Regions from separate parts of the Homo sapiens genome. Here all the other regions are linked to region 1. Evidence: chromatin contacts called from ENCODE Hi-C or POLR2A ChIA-PET data. All regions are on one chromosome and are shown on one strand. The core of a region is the stretch at or near the end of the contact, and the rest is flanking DNA. Distances in the headings are between cores, read along the strand shown.

Region 1 (4,321 bases), core at 497-2,996:
CCAATCATTTTGCAACATTTTTTAAATGAAAAATTTTAAACATACAGAAACGTTTAAAGAATCTAACATTTGCATATGTACTCTTTCATTATGGGTAACACATTTAATTGTATTTTGTTCAGGGCTAGAGCACTGGAGGTTATACTTATTAAATCAATCGGACTGGCCGGATGCGGTGGCTCATGCCTGTAATACCAACACTTTGGGAGACTGAGGTGGGTGGAACACTTGAGCCCAGGAGCTCAAGACTAGCCTGAGCAACATGGCAAAACCCTGTCTCTACAAAAAATACAAAAGTTAGCCAGGCATAGTGACACAGGCCTGTAGTCCCAGCTACTTGGGGGGCTGAGGTGGGAGGATCGCTTCAGCCTGGGAGGTTGAGGCTACAGTGATCCACGACCATGCCACTGCCCTCCAGCCTGGGTGACAGAGCGAGACCCTGTCTCAAACAAAACAAAACAAAACAAAACAATCGGACAGATACATGTTTTATAACCCAGTCTTGGTGAATATAAAAATGTTCTATTTGCTACCTTAGGAATTTAGTATGATTTAGTATGCTTGATAGTATCTTTCTCTAGCTTTGAAAAAAAAAATCATGGGACAGGTACAGTGGCTCAGGGCTGTAATACCAACACTTTGGGAGGCTGAGGCAGGAGGATCGCTTGTGTCTAAGAGTTCCAGACCAGCCTGGGCAACATGGTGAGACCTTGTCTCTACAAAAAAATAAAAAAATAGTGGGTGTGGTGGTGGGCACCTGTAGTCCTAGCTACTGGGGAGACTGAGGTGGGAGGATCGCTTGAGCCCAGGAGGTTGAGTCTGCAGTGAGCCGTGATTGCGCCATTGCACTCAGCCTGGGTGACAGAGTGAGACTCTGTCTCAAAAGAAAAGAAATAAAAATCATGGAAGACATCTATTCTGTCTTGTAAAAATTTAAGGTATATGAAAAGAGTAGAGGAGGAGGAGGAGGGAGAAGGAAGAGAAATTATTTATTGGGATCCAATATGTGCCAAAGATAGTATTAGGCATCCTTGCATGTATTATTTCATTTGATCCACATGACTACCCTGTGAGATGTTATTCCCATTTTACACATAAGAAAACTGGCTAAGAGAAGTCAAGTAATTTGTCTGCGGCTGTGAATTCAATTTAAATTCACAGCTTAAACTCTTTTCACTACATCTGAATGCATCATTTTCAAGATCTTTTCTGGGCCTGGAGTAAGTTGACAGTATTTATGTAAAACATGTAATACTGTATCTGTATGTATGCTCCTCTTCCCCACGCTCATTCACATTTACCGTGATTAATACACATGTTAATAAAACCCTAGACTTAGAACTAGGATATAGAATCCAGTCGTTTAGGTACTTAATGTTTAGTTCTCTCCTCCAGAAAACAGGAATAATTACCGCCTTTTTTCCACTCCAAAGAATTGATGTGATAATTAGGGAGATAAGATTAGTTACTAGTCATAACAAGAATAAACTACAACTCCCAAAATGCCCAGAGGAAGAGGCTGACGCCAGTCCAGGAGACAGTTCCAGCTTTAGGGCAAAGGTGACCCCACTGGGTCCCGTGGCGAAAGAGAGAGCCGCCGGTCCTCGCCTTTTTTCTGATGCATCCAGGGATTTGTAGTTCCCTTACGGCCACCAAGTGCACTTAGGGCAGGCCTCTTACTACGAGTCCCGTGATGACCCGAGGCCGGGCAGCGCCTGCGTATTGAAGCCGAGGGAGCGTGCGGGCGGTACTACTGGCGGGAGGAGTAAAGATGGCGGCGCGAGGGTCTCCGCCCTCTGCTCCGGGCTGAAGCGCTCTGAGAGAGGCGGCAGCGGCAACTCGAGCCCCAACAGTAATTTAGTGTTGGTAGTTTTGGCAGCAGCTGCCGAGGCCGGAGCAATGGCGGAACTGGAGCACCTAGGAGGGAAGCGGGCAGAGTCGGCGCGAATGCGGCGGGCAGAGCAGCTTCGGCGCTGGCGGGGCTCGCTGACAGAGCAGGAGCCTGCGGAGCGACGAGGCGCGGGGCGGCAGCCGCTGACCAGGCGCGGGAGCCCCAGGGTCCGCTTCGAGGACGGTGCTGTCTTTCTGGCCGCCTGCTCTAGCGGGGACACCGACGAGGTGAGAAAGCTTCTGGCAAGAGGTGCTGATATCAACACGGTCAACGTGGACGGCTTGACAGCCCTGCACCAGGTAACTCCTTTCTTGGTCTTAGAGGCGTCCAGTCTCCTACAGATGAGCCTTTGACCCTGCGAGCCACCCCATGGGGAGTATCAGTGTTGCCGCCGACTCCTTCTGCATGGACACTGCCCTTTTGGGCTAATCGGTTTCATTCTTGGCCAGCTTCCTCCACTAATCAAGTCTTTTTCTGACCCCAGGGTCTTAGGAATAGCGTCACCCCGCTGCTTGGTCAGTGTTTGTATTTCCCTCCACCTACTTGTGTTGTCATGGTTACTGGTGATTTTTGTCCCTGGTCTTATCCCTGTAGATTAGTTATCTTCACTTATGTCTGGTTGGCGTGCCTGCACACCGCGTCACTCATAGGCACAGTGTCATTTGTTTGATGCCCTTTCAGAAAATTCAGTTGTTGTGTGTCCCCGTTATAGAATATCTTATATCACTTAAAGAGTAAAGCCCTTTACTGGGTAAAGACAAGCAGGTCTGAAACCACACCTCTTGTTTTGTTGATTTGTAGTACTTCAAAACAGTTTGTGTTGCCTCTAGGCTACAGCTCCTAGAACACGCTGGACCTCGTTGTTTTAGGTATCTTAACTTCCTTCTCAGCAGTGCTACCTCCCTGAGAGCTTCCTATGGAGAACTAAGTTACTGAATTACCTCTGTTTGATACTTATGGAATAGCTTTTCTATTTTTCTATTTTTTTTTCTAAAGTGCTCTATAGAAATCCCATGCCCCATGTATAGCTATACTATATGGATTGTGGATAATCTGTGCTTGGTAACGACACCTTTACTTCTGTCACCTAATGCAGCAATATTCTCTGTCTACTGACTGCCATGACTAACTACCCCTCTCTCCTCAAATGGAACTTCATCAGTTATTTTGGTGAGCTGAGAGCCGGACACCCACTCTTAATCTTTTGTATTTTTCTTCTTCTGCCGTCTGTGCAAAGTGAATGTATTGGCATGAGAATCTACTTCTAAATAATAACTCAACTTTATATCAGACCACTTCCCTAAATATATTTAGCCAATAGCTTAAAAAGTTACTTCTCACTATGTTTGCAACCCTTCTATTTCAGGTAGAAGAAACTCTTTCACCCTATTTTGTACCCATTTTTTTTTCCTGCTGATAATATTTCCCCACCTGAGGTAGTAACCAATATTTGTAGAGTGCTTTGCTGTTTGATTTCATATGTCTTACCCCATGTGAGTTTCAGCAGTGATCCTTTGAAGTAGGTGTGGCAGGTAGTGTTGTTATTCTCATTTTACAGATGAGGAAACTGAAGCTCAGGAAAATTATTTGTGCAAAGTTAGAAAGTAAAGAAGTGGCCCATAGGCATGGATTTTTCAGACTTATGTCACAGAGATCTCTATCTCACTTAATAAGGAGCTGAATGTAAAATGAGATAAAAGCTAAGAGAACCACATTAAATTCTAAACTTTAAATTTCTGAACTCTTTGGGAAGGTGAATTCTTGTTTTTCTTTTTCTTTTTCTTTTTTTTTTTTTGATTCAGAGTCTCGCTCTGTTGCCCAGGCTGGAGTGCAATGGCGAGATCTTGGCTCACTGCAACCTCTGCCTCTTGGTTTCAAGCGATTCTCCTGCCTCAGCCTCCCGAGTAGCTGGGATTACAGGCGCCTGCCACCACGCCTAGATAATATTTGTATTTTTAGTAGAGATGGGCTTTCACCATGATGACCAGGCTGGTCTCAAACTCCTGACCTCAGGAGATCCACCCTCCTTGGCCTCCCAAACTGCTGGGATTATAGGCATGAGCCGCTGTGCCTGGCCTAGTAATCTATTGAAATAAGAGAAGAAGGGGATGACAGCTATGGATTTTTTTTTAACATCTATAAATGCAATATAAGCATTCCTTTCCATTTATAGGGCTGACAAGGAGTTGAACTGAACAAGTATACTCGATTCTAGACAAATTCAGCTAAAAATTAAGCTGCTTAAAGATTTGAGGTCTGTTGAGAAACTGTATCTTTGAATCAAGACAACGGGCCTTTATTGGCTTCAGAACATTACAAGTCAGTTTCCGAAGAGTTACAATGTGTGTCTCCATGACTTGGAGAAGTTTTTGTTGTTGTTGTTGTTGTTGTTGTTGTTTAAAAAAAAAAAAAACAGTGTCTCACTGTATC
Region 2 (4,321 bases), core at 1,080-3,579, 470 kb before region 1:
GATCTGAGTAGGTTTAAGGTAGCCTAGGTGTATTAAATGCATTTTTCACTTAACGGTATTTTCAACTTTTGTTGGGTTTATTGGGATGTAGCCCCATTATAAGCTGAAAAGCATCTGTAGTATAATAAATGTGGGGAGTGCTGTGAGAGAAATAAGTGTACTGGGTTTAGTTCCCACTGCCCAAAAAAGGAACTGGCTAATGGTAACCTGGGGGAGGAAGTCGGGTAAGTTGCATGGAGAAGGCAACCCTTGAACACTTGCAAGGAGCTAACAATACCTGCTTCTGGAGTATTTAAACGCCAGTGGGTATGCTAAATACTTTTACCTCAGACCACCTACTAACCTTACAAAGTAGTCCACTTTGCTCACCCAGTTTTACAGATTGATGAAACTGAAGCAGACAGATATTGTTAACCTATCAAAGGTCACCCTGCAAGTGTGTGATTATAGTCCAAGCAGCTTGTACTTGTTGCCTATTTGTTTTGCCTTTCCTGTGCATTTGCCAGGCAGATGAGAGTGGGGTAAGACATTGCAGAGAAAAAGTAAGAAAAGGCCGTCATGAAACAATTTCATTTTCAGACCTTATAAGCACGTTACAAGTACTGATATTTATGCTTAAGTTCACGGGAGTCCTGGCCAGAAATAAAGCTGGAAGGACAAGTGGGGGGCAGATTGTGAAGGATCCTTCAAGACCTGCTTCCTCTAGAGAATGGGAGACTACCCAAGATAACTAAACAGGGAAGTGATCAGGTTTTGTGTCTTAGAAAAGTGTTGCAGTGTTGATGCAAATGTGACTAGAAGGGTGACTTGGAACCTGGATTGAAGGGGTGGGAGATGGGAGAAAGGAATGCAGTCTGGCAGCAGCTACAGCAGTCCAGGTGGGAAAACCCAGAGCCTGAACTAAGGTTGTAACTAGAGGGGATAGGGTGGAAGAGCTGGATTAGAGATGTTGACAAGATAAAGTCAGTAGGACTTAAAGACTGACAAGTAAGGATTTTCCAAAAGTGAGAGCTGTGGAATGAATTGTCTTAAAATGTTGCAGTGAGTTCCTCCTCATCAATCCAAGTGCTCGATCAGAGGCTAGACCTTTAGTTAGCAGTCACGGGAAAATTCCCCATTCTCACGGGGATTTAGACTAGGTCTTAACCATACTTTACCAAGATTCCAGTAGCAAAGCACCCAAAAGTAATCGCAATAAAATTCCAATTTTTGTAGGCCGGGCATAGTGGCTCACACCTGTAATCCCAGCACTTTGGGAGGCCGAGGCAGGCGGACCACGACATCAAGAGTTCAAGAGCAGCCTGGCCAGCATGGTGAAACCCCGTCTCTACTAAAAATACAAAAAAATTAGCTGGGCATGGTGGCGCATGCCTATAATCCTAGCTACTCAGGCAGCTGAAGCAGGAGAATTGCTTGAACCCGGGAGGCAGAGGTTGCAGTGAGCCAAGATCATGCCACTACACTCCAGCCTGGGCGACAGAGCGACACTCTGCCTCAAAAAAAAAAAAAAACAAAAAAAAAAACAAGTTTTGTGAATTTAAGTTTCCCTAATGGATGGTACAGGTCAACATTTGCCATCTAATGACACTTACATTCCAGTTTTTTCCTTTTTTGAGTAACTGGGAAAAGGGTGGCATTACTGCTGGCTTCCTAAAATTGAAAAGTATACTAGGGTTTTTAAACCTGTGTAGAATACATGATATGGTAGCAAATGTGCTGTAGGAAGAAAAGCAATGAGGAACTACTGGCCTGACTAGGAGGCCTAGAAGTCCCTCCCAGGCTTGAGTTGTTCTGACTTGGCATGATTACATAGCTGCGGCAAGTGACGTTTCCTTCAAGCCTTGGTTCCCTCATCTGTAAAATAGGGAACTAATACCTACCTCACAGGATTGTAGTTAGAATTAAGGATGACTTCATTAAAGCACCTCTAGTGGTGGAAGATGTCCCATCCTATCCCCCACCCATAGCTGGGAGCTATGTTTGGCTCATTCTTCCTGACTCACTGGATTACACTGTGACTCAGTTCAATTTCACACATGCTGCTGCTAAATTAGGGTCTTGGTGAGCCTTTGGGAGGACAGCTCTGAGGAATGAATTGTAGCACTGCAGCCCTGCCTGAGGAACATGATAGAAACAGGTGGTAGGCCCAGCTCTTGCCTTCCACCTACTAAGCAGTTTTTCTGTGGTTAGCTGTGTGACATAAACTATCGGTGTATTAATTTGCTTTCACTAGATTCCCCCCCCCCCAACAACTTAGTCCAAGAACATACCTGAATTCTTTGCATTTCCTTGCCTTAGTTGCTTTTGTAGGGTGGACAGCAGGACTGCATGAGAATAGCTGTGCTTCTGGACCCTATGGTGAAAGCTCTAGTGAACTGCAATTAGGCCCAGGGTCCCGGAGGAAGAAGGGGAGAGAAAAAGGGGGGTAGTTTTCCAAAAGATAAGTAGGGGACAAAAAAGTCCACGGGGCCTATGAGCGGTGAGACTCCTGCCCTGATTGTGGCAAAGCACCTGGAGATGATAGAACTTCCTAGGGAAAAGGCTGCATGGAGTCCCCAGGGATGCTGGGCCCTGGTCACCAAGGCTCCCTGGGAAGGTCTCTTGTACCTGGGGCACACAGACCAACACTTCTGAATTTGCAAGCTTAAGAGCATGTATGAGCAGAACCTGTGCAGACCAAGGCTTAGAGGGCTCACCTCAATGTTTTGCACTGTGTGAGACCCCAGGACCTTTTCGTGATTCTGGAGAGGGGAACAAACCATAATAACAACAAACCAGGTAGCAGGATAGAGACTCATTCTCATCTATTTTGGTTAAAAGAAAATAAATGTATTTCTTCCACACCTGATTTTGTGATTGCAAATTCATAACTAATATCCCTCGTCAGCTCCGCTGACTCATCCCTGCCACAGGGAGGTTCACAGCAAGAGCACAGAAACTAGGGCCAGTGCCCGGTTGTGTGACCTTGAGTAAGTTCTTTTTCCCTTGAACAGGGAGAGAGACACAATGGATCAGAGTGTCTCTGCCAGTTCTAACTTGGGGATTCTAGTGGGTTGAACCGAACGGTAGTCCGTTTCCAAAAGAGGAAGCCAAGACCAGAGGGGGAGTGGTTCCTTCAAGTTTGCAGAACCAGTAAGTGGCAGAGCAGGACTCATATCTAGTTAGTGGTTCAGAGCATGGGCTCCGGAGCTAGACTGCCTGGATTTGAACCCTGGCTTTGCCACTTGCCTGTTGGGTGACTTTGGACAAGCTGCTTAAATTATGTCTCCATTTCCTAATCCACAGAACAAGTGTAATACTAGTTATCTGTTTCATGGAGTGATTGTGAGGATTAAATAAAGTTAATATAACACAAAGCACTTCGTAGTGCTGCCTCATAGTAAGTGTTAATGTTACCTATTATTAGTCTGATCCCAAGTCTAATGCAGTTGTCACCACCTAAACCTGCCTTTACAGAGCTGGCCTTTCTGAGAAACCCTGTGCCTCTGTAGATTCAACACTCCCATCTGTGCAGATGGCTAACAGCTAGGCTGAAAACAGAAACCTTAGGTTGGAAAGGGTCAGCTGGAGGGCTGAGGCCCATGGCCCCAAATCCTCCCCAGGAGAGAGAGTAGGTTCAGAAAGGAGAGAGCTATAAACAGAGCCTTCCTCCCTTGCCCTCAGATCCCAAAATAACACTTGTCTACCGCCATCCTGCCCAACTGGCAGAGTGGCAGGCTGAGTAAGGTGCCATTTAAAGATAACCTGGCCCTCACCATCTGCCCCACTGGCTGGGCTGGGCTCCTGAGGCCAGGCCTTGGCTGCCTGGGACTGCTGCTGCTCCCACAGCCACCCAGAGTGTGCCTGAGTAGGGGGCTGCTCACAGCTGCCATCCAAGCCAGCCTGGCTACACCCTCTTCTTTCCTGAGGCCCAGGCTGTCCTGGGCTCTCTACAAACAAGCAGAAGCCTGGCGTTCTGGGAGAGGCAATCCTACAAAGGCATTGGTAGAAAGTCCTTCTGGAGAAGAGTGCTCCATATATATATATATAAATGTATAGGATACTTGTGCAACTTTGTTACATGGAAGAGTACACCTTCTTACCAGTAGCTTGGCAGCAGTGAGGCTCATCCTCACTGTCCTTCACCCACCCTCCACTTGCTAGTCCCTCCCACCAAGAGGACAAACAGGAGACAGTCTTTCATTTACAGCAAGAAAGATTAAAGCTGGATGCCAAGAAAAGCATTCTGATTTAAGAGAGATGTTTGTTTATTCCGGGGCAGTGAGAGCCAAAAGACCTGGTTCCCCAACTAAGCCATGAGACTTGGCCAAGTCCTGGTGCT
Region 3 (4,321 bases), core at 626-3,125, 370 kb before region 1:
GGGCTGTGCCCACAGTGTCCCCTTTCTACAATCCTGAATTCTCTGAATTCCTGAATCTCTCCACTGTAAGTTATTACAGGCCATCTACAGGCCAGTTCTGAGGCAAACTAGACAGTGTGGGAGCCATGCAGGGAGGCGGAAGTGGAAATGAGGTTCCTGGTATTCCCAGGAAGAAGTAAGGCTATAAGGGGAAATAATATAATTCCTAAAATCTTTTTTTTTTTTTTTTTTGAGACAGGGTCTTTCTCTGTTGCCCCAGCTGGAGTGCAGTGGTATGATCATGGTTCACTGCAGCCTTGACCTCCTGGGCCCAAGCAATACCCCTACCTCATCCTCTGAGTAGCCAGGACCACAGGTGTGCATCACCACACCCAGCTAATTTTTTAAAATGTTTTTGTAGAGAGGGGGTCTCCCTCTGTTGCGTAGCCTCATCTTGAACTCCTGGGCTCAAGCGATCCTCCTGCCTCAGCTTCCCAAAGTGTTGGGATTACAGGCGTGAGCCACCACACCCAGCCTAAAATCTTTTACCCTTTAGCTAAGGATGACATCCTCTTCCTCTGTCAATATTTAACTAGAAGGATCAGGCTAGGCATCTCTTCGTTGTGCTCCCCAGCATCCTTTTCTTCCCGTATCAAGCGCAGCACGTGGAAGTGTCGTGACCTGTTTTCTTGTGCGTCTGCTAAAATGTGAGTTAGGCTATGAACACCATAGGAAGAGGAATTGTGCCGGACTTATTCAAACTGTACCCCAGGCACTTAGCTTAACAACTGGTGTCTAGCAGATACTCAGCAAAAGTGCATTGCATCGAAGACTGAATAATTTCAAGATAGGAGTATTCAACGTCTAATATGTACCAAGCGCTGTTCTCAATGCTACAGAAAAGCAGGTTTCTAAGGTTTCTGGAGTTAAACAAAAAACCCTGACATTGAACTTACATGGAATATTAAAGTCATTATCTACCATAAGCATTATTTCATGAAATAAAATAATTTCAACTCTACAAAACTAGGAAGCACAGAACGGAATACTATTTCCCTTAATGAAAAACTCCCTACATTGTTCTTTTTAAAAATCTCATTTCCTAGCTGAACGGTAAAAACATCATCATTGATTAGCTCCTATTCATAGAAGGCCCATTGCAACCCACTGGTACAGAAGAGAAACAAAGTATTCAGCGGAGAATACCCTAGCTCAATAAGCGGTACAATACAGTAAGGGAAATAGAAGTGACATGCGATGGACAGCCAGGCCTTAAATTGCGCGGTGCTGATTCCTGTCCCTTAACCCAACAATAGAAAGATAGGCGTGCCTGGAGTTGCTGGGGGACGAGGCTCGATCCAGTGTGAATTCCGTGAAGTTGTGCAGGGTTTCACTGTTTGCTGAGTGTGTTAGACAGGTTACCTGGTAGAGTTCTCACATTACTTCGTGAGATACACAGATATTATGACTCTATTATACTGGTGCAGAAAAAGGCTCGGGAAGATTCATGTTTCTTGTGCGACTTGCCCAAGGTGACACACAGTTCTAACAACTGGCCTATCGCAGGGTGTGAGATCTGGAACTCAGACCTTCCCAGCCAGGGCTCAGTCCACGCCACTGCCTAGATGAGGCAGCAGGAAGGGTCAGCAGAGAAGGGTGCCCCACCGGGACGACTGGAACACCTCAGTAGGATATGGGTGGGCAAACGTGGGCCACACGATCCCACCGGCCTCTTTTGTCCTAAGTCCCGAGGCACGGGTGCAGCTAGAAGAGTGGGCGGTAAAGCGCAGGGAGGGGATGCGGTCGGGAGCAGATTTCGGGGGCGGGGCCCGCGCGGCGGGGGCGGGCCCGCGGCGCTCGGGGCGGGGCTCCCCTCGGGTTCGCGGCCCGGCCGGTGAGCAACGGCTCTGCGGCCATGGCGAGCGGCGAGCATTCCCCCGGCAGCGGCGCGGCCCGGCGGCCGCTGCACTCCGCGCAGGCTGTGGACGTGGCCTCGGCCTCCAACTTCCGGGCCTTTGAGCTGCTGCACTTGCACCTGGACCTGCGGGCTGAGTTCGGGCCTCCAGGGCCCGGCGCAGGGAGCCGGGGGCTGAGCGGCACCGCGGTCCTGGACCTGCGCTGCCTGGAGCCCGAGGGCGCCGCCGAGCTGCGGCTGGACTCGCACCCGTGCCTGGAGGTGACGGCGGCGGCGCTGCGGCGGGAGCGGCCCGGCTCGGAGGAGCCGCCTGCGGAGCCCGTGAGCTTCTACACGCAGCCCTTCTCGCACTATGGCCAGGCCCTGTGCGTGTCCTTCCCGCAGCCCTGCCGCGCCGCCGAGCGCCTCCAGGTGCTGCTCACCTACCGCGTCGGGGAGGGACCCGGGGTGAGTGCGCCCCAGACTGCGCCCGCCGCTGCCTGCCTGCCCTTCCGGCCCCCAGCCGCCCTGCACCCTCACCTACCCCACCCGGGAGGAGGGACAGGGAGGACCCTTCCAGAGCGTCCCTAGAGGGGCCTACTCCCCGCGCGCCGCCTCTAGGCCTCCTCCCCTTGCTTCCTCTTTTCCTCCCGGGCTGCCTGGTTTCCTTCTGGACTTCCTCCAGCCACTGGGCGGTGCATCCTTCACCCTTTCCGTCCTTCCGCGTCTCCTCCCTGGCCCTGGAGGCTTGTCCAGATTGCGCCGCATTCCCGCTCATCGCACACTGCCGTTTCTAACATTTTCCGTGGCTTTCTAGATGACCTGTTGTTCATGCACTTCACTTAGTGCCCTCTTGGACTTTTGGGCCGAGGTACCTGATTATCAGCCACCTTATCTCTGCTTTATGGTGGCTCTAGAATTAGCCAGATGTTGATCTAGCTCTTTGTTCTGTGTTGCCTTCTAGTTCCACGGTTAAAGCTCTTATCTTTGTTTTTGTTTCCTCCTGTGAAGTCCTGGATTTGATTAACGAAAGAATTTGAGTAAAAGTGAGAACTGGAATTAGGGTGCTATAAGCATTATAATAATTTGGCCTTCTCACTGTTGGTTAACTCTTTAATTTTTTTTCGGGACGGGGCAAATATTGGAAATAAGAGGATGGAGTTATGTGGCTTATGTCTGTAAGAGTCAGAAAATCCTTCCTGGAGAGTCCTTAGGCTGTGGCTGCCAGTTATCTCTCAGGTAGAGTTGGTTGCAAGTTTCATAGTAAACTGCTTGCTTACAGTTTAATCTTTTATTTATTTATTTGAGGCAGAGTCTCACTCTCGTCCAGGCTGGAGTGCAGTGGCAAGATCTCGGCTCACTGCAACCTCTGCGTCGTGGGTTCGAGCGATTCTCGTACCTCACCCTCCCTAGTAGCTGGGACTACAGGCGTGCGCCACCACACCCGGCTAATTTTTGTATTGTTTAGTAGAGACAAAATTTCACCATTTTGGTCAGGCTGGTCTCGAACTCCTGACCTCGTGATCCGCCTGCCTCGGCGGCCTCCCAAAGTGCTGGGATTACAGGCGTGAGCCACTGCGCCCGGCCCACAGCTTGGTTTTATACATTAGGGAGACATGATACATCAGTCAGTATATGTAAGAAGTACATTGGTTGGGTCTGAAAAGGTGGGACAACTTGCAGCAAAGGCAGGAAGACTTGAAGCGGCTTCCGGATCACAGATAGGTGATACACAAATGGTTACATTCTTTTGAGTTTCTGATGAGCCTTTCCAAAGGAAGCAAATCAGATATGCATCCATCTCAGTGAGCAGAGTAGTGGCTTTGAATAGAATGGGAGGCAGGTGTGCCCTAAGCGGTTCCCAGGTTGAGTTTTCTTTAGTGATTTTGGGGGCCCAAGAGATTTTCCTTTCACAGCCTGATAACACCACTGCACTCCAGCCTGAGCAACAGAGTGCGACCCTGTTTTAACAACAACAACAAAAAAGCAAAGATGATGAGTAAGCAATTTTGGTGGAGGGGGGATGATGGCTAATATTTAATAAGATGAGCCAGGCACTAGTCTAAGTGCTTGACATAGGTTAAATGAGTTGTCTTTCCATAAGTGGTTAATATGGTGCGTGGTACATGGTAAGTAAGCTGTGTTAGCTCTTACTGCTAACTTTTGTATTTCTTTCTTTTTTTTTTTTTTTTTTTTTTTTTTTTTTTTTTTTGAGAAGGGATCAAAAAGCTCCCTACATTGTTCTTTTTAAAAATCTCGTTTCCAGGCTGGGTGTGGTGGCTCACATCTGTAATCCCAGCACTTTGGGAGGCCAGGGCTGGCAGATCACCTGAGGTCAGGAGTTTGAGACCAGCCTGGCCAACATGGTGAAACCCTACCTCCACTAAAAATACAAAAATTAGCTGGTTGTGGTGGCTCACACCTGTAAACCCAGCTACCTGGGAGCCT
Region 4 (4,321 bases), core at 1,281-3,780, 340 kb before region 1:
CATTACATAGCGTGGGTATCCTGAGCTGTGCAGCCTGCCTCACTCACCACCTTGGTACCTGACAGGACTACTGGATGTGCCTGTCCTTTTGTAGGACATTCTCCCATCCCAAAGATGAGGCTGTGCTGCCGTGTGGGCAAGCTCTGTGGGGAGAGGGGAGGCCAGTGGGTTGTTTTTGCCATCACAGAATACTGGGAAGCCCCTGGCATCCTGCTCCATAGCTCTCTTCACCACTATCCTGGAACCTTCTCCCCACCCCCATCCCCATGCCTCCAAGGCACTGACCTCAAATCCAAGTCTTTCTCACTTATCTCAAGCTGCCAGCCTGTAGGGATTCCTTATCTCAGCTCCATGTCAGCGGTGAGGAAGCCCCAAGAAGGCAAGGGAGCTGACAGCCTTCTCATTTTTCTCGTACATCCTCCTGTTCACCCCGCCATCCCGGGAGCCCCAGCCAGATGCTCTTCAGGGCAGGGAGCACGTGAGCAGCCCTGGGGCTAGAAGCCGGTTCTCCCACATTCCTGGGTGAGGGACTGGGTGGAGGGTGTGCCTGCCTCAGGCTCCTTGGGGGAGGCCCCCTGAAGGGCTGGGGAAAATCCTACTGAGCCCCAGGCTCTCCTGCCTGCACTGGCCCAGTGCGGGGGCGGGGGGGCGGGGGGATCCTGGACATTAACTCTCTCCTAGGCACCTGGGAGCTTCAGAGAGGAAGAAGGTAAGGTAAGAAGCAGATTCTCTGCGCAGGACTTTCTTAGTCCTCAGGCTATAGAGTTAAAGAAAGAAGTATCTGTAGAAGGTGGAGTCACCTTTTGTTTGAGTAACCGTTTCACCCACCCTGGCTGAGGGTGGCCAGGAACTCCCCAAGTTGTGCATTAATGGAGGGGGGTCACACAGATCCTACATTTTTTTGTTTTTGTTTTTTTTTTTTTGAGACGCAGTGATTACAGGTGTGAGCCACCGGATCCTACATTTCAAATGCATAAAAATCTAGATATGGGCTGGGCGCAGTAGCTCATGCCTGTAATCCCAGCACTTTGGGAGGCTGAGGCAGGCAGATCATGAGGTCAGGAGATCGAGTCCATCCTGGCTAACATGGTGAAACCCCGTCTCTACTAAAAATACAGAAAGCCGGGCATGGCAGCGGGCGCCTGTAATCCCAGCTACTCGGAAAGCTGAGGCAGGAGAATCGCTTGAACCCAGGAGTCAGAGGTTGCAGTGAGCAGAGATCACGCCACTGCACTCCAACCTGGGCGACAGAGCGAGACTCCACCTCAAAACAAAATAAACAAAATACTAGATCTGGAAGAGATCTTAGGGATTATTAAATTCAGACAACCTCATTTTTTATAGATGGGGAAACAAGCACAGACTCCAAGGGTCTCATCCAAGATCACACAGTTGCAGATGCTGGCTACAAGTCTCCTGCCTCAACCACCTGTATTACCCCATTCAGGGTCTCAAGAAGGGTCTATAAGACACTATCCATTGTGTTTCGGGCTGAGTCCATAGAGACAACCACAGACATGGGGGACTCTGCCCACAGGGAAGGCAAGGGCTCTGGCCATGGAGCTGGATGGGAAGACTCTGAAGCCCGAAGACATTGAATCCTGTGCAGGGAAAGAGCGAGGGTTTTGTGTACAACACACCTGCATACCTGGATGTGAATCTCAGCTCCACCCCTTCACCAACTCTGTGTGGCCTGGGCAAGCCATTCTAAGGGAACCCTCCACACTGCAACTTTCATGTCTATAAAATGGGAATAACCATGCATTCCTTACAGGACTTTTTTGGTGTGAGGATTAAATGAGAGAATATGTTGAAAAGTGCTTGGTAAATATATTAATACTATGCATTCCCTCTTCTTTGAATGACGTGACCCAGGTAGTCAGGCTTCTGACCACTAGAGGGCAGCAGAAGGTACTGGAAAACTGGGCCGAGTGAACCAGAGATTAGATGGGGTCCAGAGAGCAGGGATGAACTTACCCGTGTGGATTCTGGCAACTCCGGCAGGGAGGGCTCCAGCAGGCGCTGAGGGAAGAACTTTCAAGCAGAGCCGGGTCTCTTCAGGAGCGACTGCAGCAACCCTGATGCTTGGATGGAGTCCAGGCAGGTGATGGTAGTGAAGACCTTGCCAACAGAGTGGGCGCTGGAGAAGGAGCCCTTTAGTGGGGACCCTGGGGCCACGACTAGGCTGGCAGGCCCAGCCAGCACCAATTAATCCATGAGTATTGCCCAGCATTGAGCCTGGAGCACCTTCCAGCCCCTGGCCAGAGTCCTGGGTGTTCTGGGAAAAACCCCTAAACCTAGTAACTCCTCTCCCTACTAGGCCTCTTTGTTGCTGAATCTCTGGAATTTAGGGGCCAGCAGCTTTCTGACTCAGGTCAGCCAGGGGTTCATGTTCCCTCACTTGCCCTCCCCCTGCCTGGCCCATCTCTGGCCTGGCCCCTGGGAGGAATTTCCTGGGCCAGAGGGCAGCCGAAAGCACAGATGCCCACCCCAGCAACGTTCCCGCCACCTGCCCAGGCCAGTGCCCCGTGCCCAACCCCAGAGGGTGCGGGATGACAGACTCTGACAATCATTAAACCAGCCGGGCCTGATTTCCCAGCACTGCCTGCTAAGATCCGGGCCAAGTGGCACTGAATATGCAAATCACCTGGGGCCAGGAGCCCAGTCTAAAGGCCAGGAAATCCCCTCCATCCAATGAGACACCAGCTCAGGTTACTGCAGGGGACACACTATAAAGCCCTGAGCTCAGGGAGGAGCTCCCTCCAGGCTCTATTTAGAGCCGGGTAGGGGAGCGCAGCGGCCAGATACCTCAGCGCTACCTGGCGGAACTGGATTTCTCTCCCGCCTGCCGGCCTGCCTGCCACAGCCGGACTCCGCCACTCCGGTAGGATTCCCCGCCTGTCATTCCCTAGCCCAGCTCTTGGGAAACTGCAGAGGGGTCCAGAGGATTTGCAGTTCTGAACCTGCACACTCCAGTCTAGGATCTCCGAGCAAGAGCGTAGGTGTCCTGAGGGTCAAAGAACAGAGAGAGATTGTCTCTGGGAAGGCAGAATGGCCATGACGCCGCTAGTCTGGCTCCAGGGCCCCAGAGATCTGAGGAGGGAAGCCCAGCTGGAGGCTCCTGTGGTCCTGCCCTGGTCTGAGATCTTGGAGCCCTTCTTGAAGAGACGGTGTCCGCAGAGTTGCTGATCTTCCTGCCCCTGGGGGCTACTCTTGCCCAGGGTTGGGCAAAGCAGAGTAGCTGGGAGTGTAAGGAGAGGACCCTCGTCCCCTCACCAACCTCATCCTCTCTCCCCCTACCCACAGGTAGCCTCATGGCTGCAACCTGTGAGATTAGCAACATTTTTAGCAACTACTTCAGTGCGATGTACAGCTCGGAGGACTCCACCCTGGCCTCTGTTCCCCCTGCTGCCACCTTTGGGGCCGATGACTTGGTACTGACCCTGAGCAACCCCCAGATGTCATTGGAGGGTACAGGTGGGTCTCAGCGGGGTGGGATGGGGCACGGAGTGGGAGACAGATCCATCTAAGGGCCTGTTAGACAAATGGGGGAATAGGCAGGGAGGAGGGTCTCTAGGCAAATTCCAGGGCTAGAGGCTGAGACTTAGTGACTGAGGTGCTGGGGGTTGTGGGGCTGTGACAGGCAGAGGGAGGTGTCAGATACCAGGACAAGGGTGTTGTGAATGCTACCTCCTGCCCCTACTCTTGGGATGGCTCCAAGGGCTGAGGTGTGAATCCCCAGTGTGCTCCAGGAATGGGGCTGTGTGGGCTGGGAGTGGTGGCTCACGCCTGTAATCCCAGCACTTTGGGAGGCTGAGCTGAGCGGATCACCTGAGGTCAAGAGTTCGAGACCAGCCTAGCCAACATGGTGAAACCCCGTCTCTACTAAAAATACAAAAAAAAATTTATCCCAGCGTGGTGGTGGGCACCTATAATCCCAGCTACTGGGGAGGCTGACGCAGGAGTATCGCTTGAACCTGGGAGGTGGAGGTTGCTGTGAGCCGAGATTGTGCCATTGCACCCCAGCCTAGGTGACAGGAGTGAGACTCCATCTCAAAAAAAAAAAAAAAAATGGGGCTGTAAGGTCTGCTGGGTGGCCTGAGCTGAGCCTGTTTCCCTGCCTGGCCCTTGCAGAGAAGGCCAGCTGGTTGGGGGAACAGCCCCAGTTCTGGTCGAAGACGCAGGTTCTGGACTGGATCAGCTACCAAGTGGAGAAGAACAAGTACGACGCAAGCGCCATTGACTTCTCACGATGTGACATGGATGGCGCCACCCTCTGCAATTGTGCCCTTGAGGAGCTGCGTCTGGTCTTTGGGCCTCT

What was found. Hi-C counts contacts between places; a loop is a spot of excess contacts on that map. ChIA-PET counts read pairs that join two places held with the same protein, here RNA polymerase II (POLR2A). Pooled maps may share reads with other maps.
Region 2: a pooled map of gastrocnemius medialis shows a loop between it and region 1 (10-fold over the local background). The contact joins the enhancer-like site here to the promoter of PPP1R12B in region 1. A Hi-C loop is called at or near these places in 4 of 50 pooled maps. POLR2A ChIA-PET finds 5 or more read pairs at or near these places in 3 of 52 experiments (H1, MCF 10A and activated CD4-positive, alpha-beta T cell).
Region 3: a map of B cell shows a loop between it and region 1 (6-fold over the local background). The contact joins the promoter of RNPEP here to the promoter of PPP1R12B in region 1. A Hi-C loop is called at or near these places in 1 of 168 maps with a recorded cell type or tissue (B cell), 1 of 37 single-sample maps with no recorded cell type and 8 of 50 pooled maps. POLR2A ChIA-PET finds 5 or more read pairs at or near these places in 2 of 52 experiments (Caco-2 and activated CD8-positive, alpha-beta memory T cell).
Region 4: a map with no recorded cell type shows a loop between it and region 1 (2.9-fold over the local background). The contact joins the promoter of ELF3-AS1 here to the promoter of PPP1R12B in region 1. A Hi-C loop is called at or near these places in 1 of 37 single-sample maps with no recorded cell type and 1 of 50 pooled maps. POLR2A ChIA-PET finds 5 or more read pairs at or near these places in 1 of 52 experiments (activated CD8-positive, alpha-beta memory T cell).

The regions. Positions count from the first base shown.
Region 1 is chr1:202,346,953-202,351,273 of GRCh38, forward strand. PPP1R12B (protein phosphatase 1 regulatory subunit 12B) reads left to right here and starts at 1,747. Exons shown (of 24, transcript NM_002481.4): 1 at 1,747-2,190. The coding sequence starts at 1,900. RefSeq lists enhancers at 1,494-2,034, 1,706-2,015.
Region 2 is chr1:201,880,936-201,885,256 of GRCh38, forward strand. It overlaps IPO9 (importin 9), which reads left to right. Exons shown (of 24, transcript NM_018085.5): 24 at 1-3,356. Among named protein-coding and RNA genes, the nearest start is that of SHISA4, 5.8 kb to the right of the region's middle. RefSeq lists enhancers at 1,372-1,871, 2,972-3,041. Within about 2 kb of position 2,330, at least 15 of the 41 ENCODE cell types and tissues checked have a DNase peak (open chromatin) inside an H3K27ac peak, as active enhancers do.
Region 3 is chr1:201,980,773-201,985,093 of GRCh38, forward strand. It overlaps RNPEP (arginyl aminopeptidase), which reads left to right and starts at 1,876. Exons shown (of 11, transcript NM_020216.4): 1 at 1,876-2,341. The coding sequence starts at 1,895. RefSeq lists an enhancer at 1,512-1,571 and a silencer at 1,782-2,461.
Region 4 is chr1:202,007,823-202,012,143 of GRCh38, forward strand. ELF3-AS1 (ELF3 antisense RNA 1) reads right to left here and starts at 2,531. Exons shown (of 2, transcript NR_146472.1): 1 at 1,978-2,531. ELF3 (E74 like ETS transcription factor 3) reads left to right here and starts at 2,765. Exons shown (of 9, transcript NM_004433.5): 1 at 2,765-2,884; 2 at 3,307-3,477; 3 at 4,135-4,321. The coding sequence starts at 3,315. RefSeq lists enhancers at 363-1,004, 2,731-3,664, 3,665-4,321.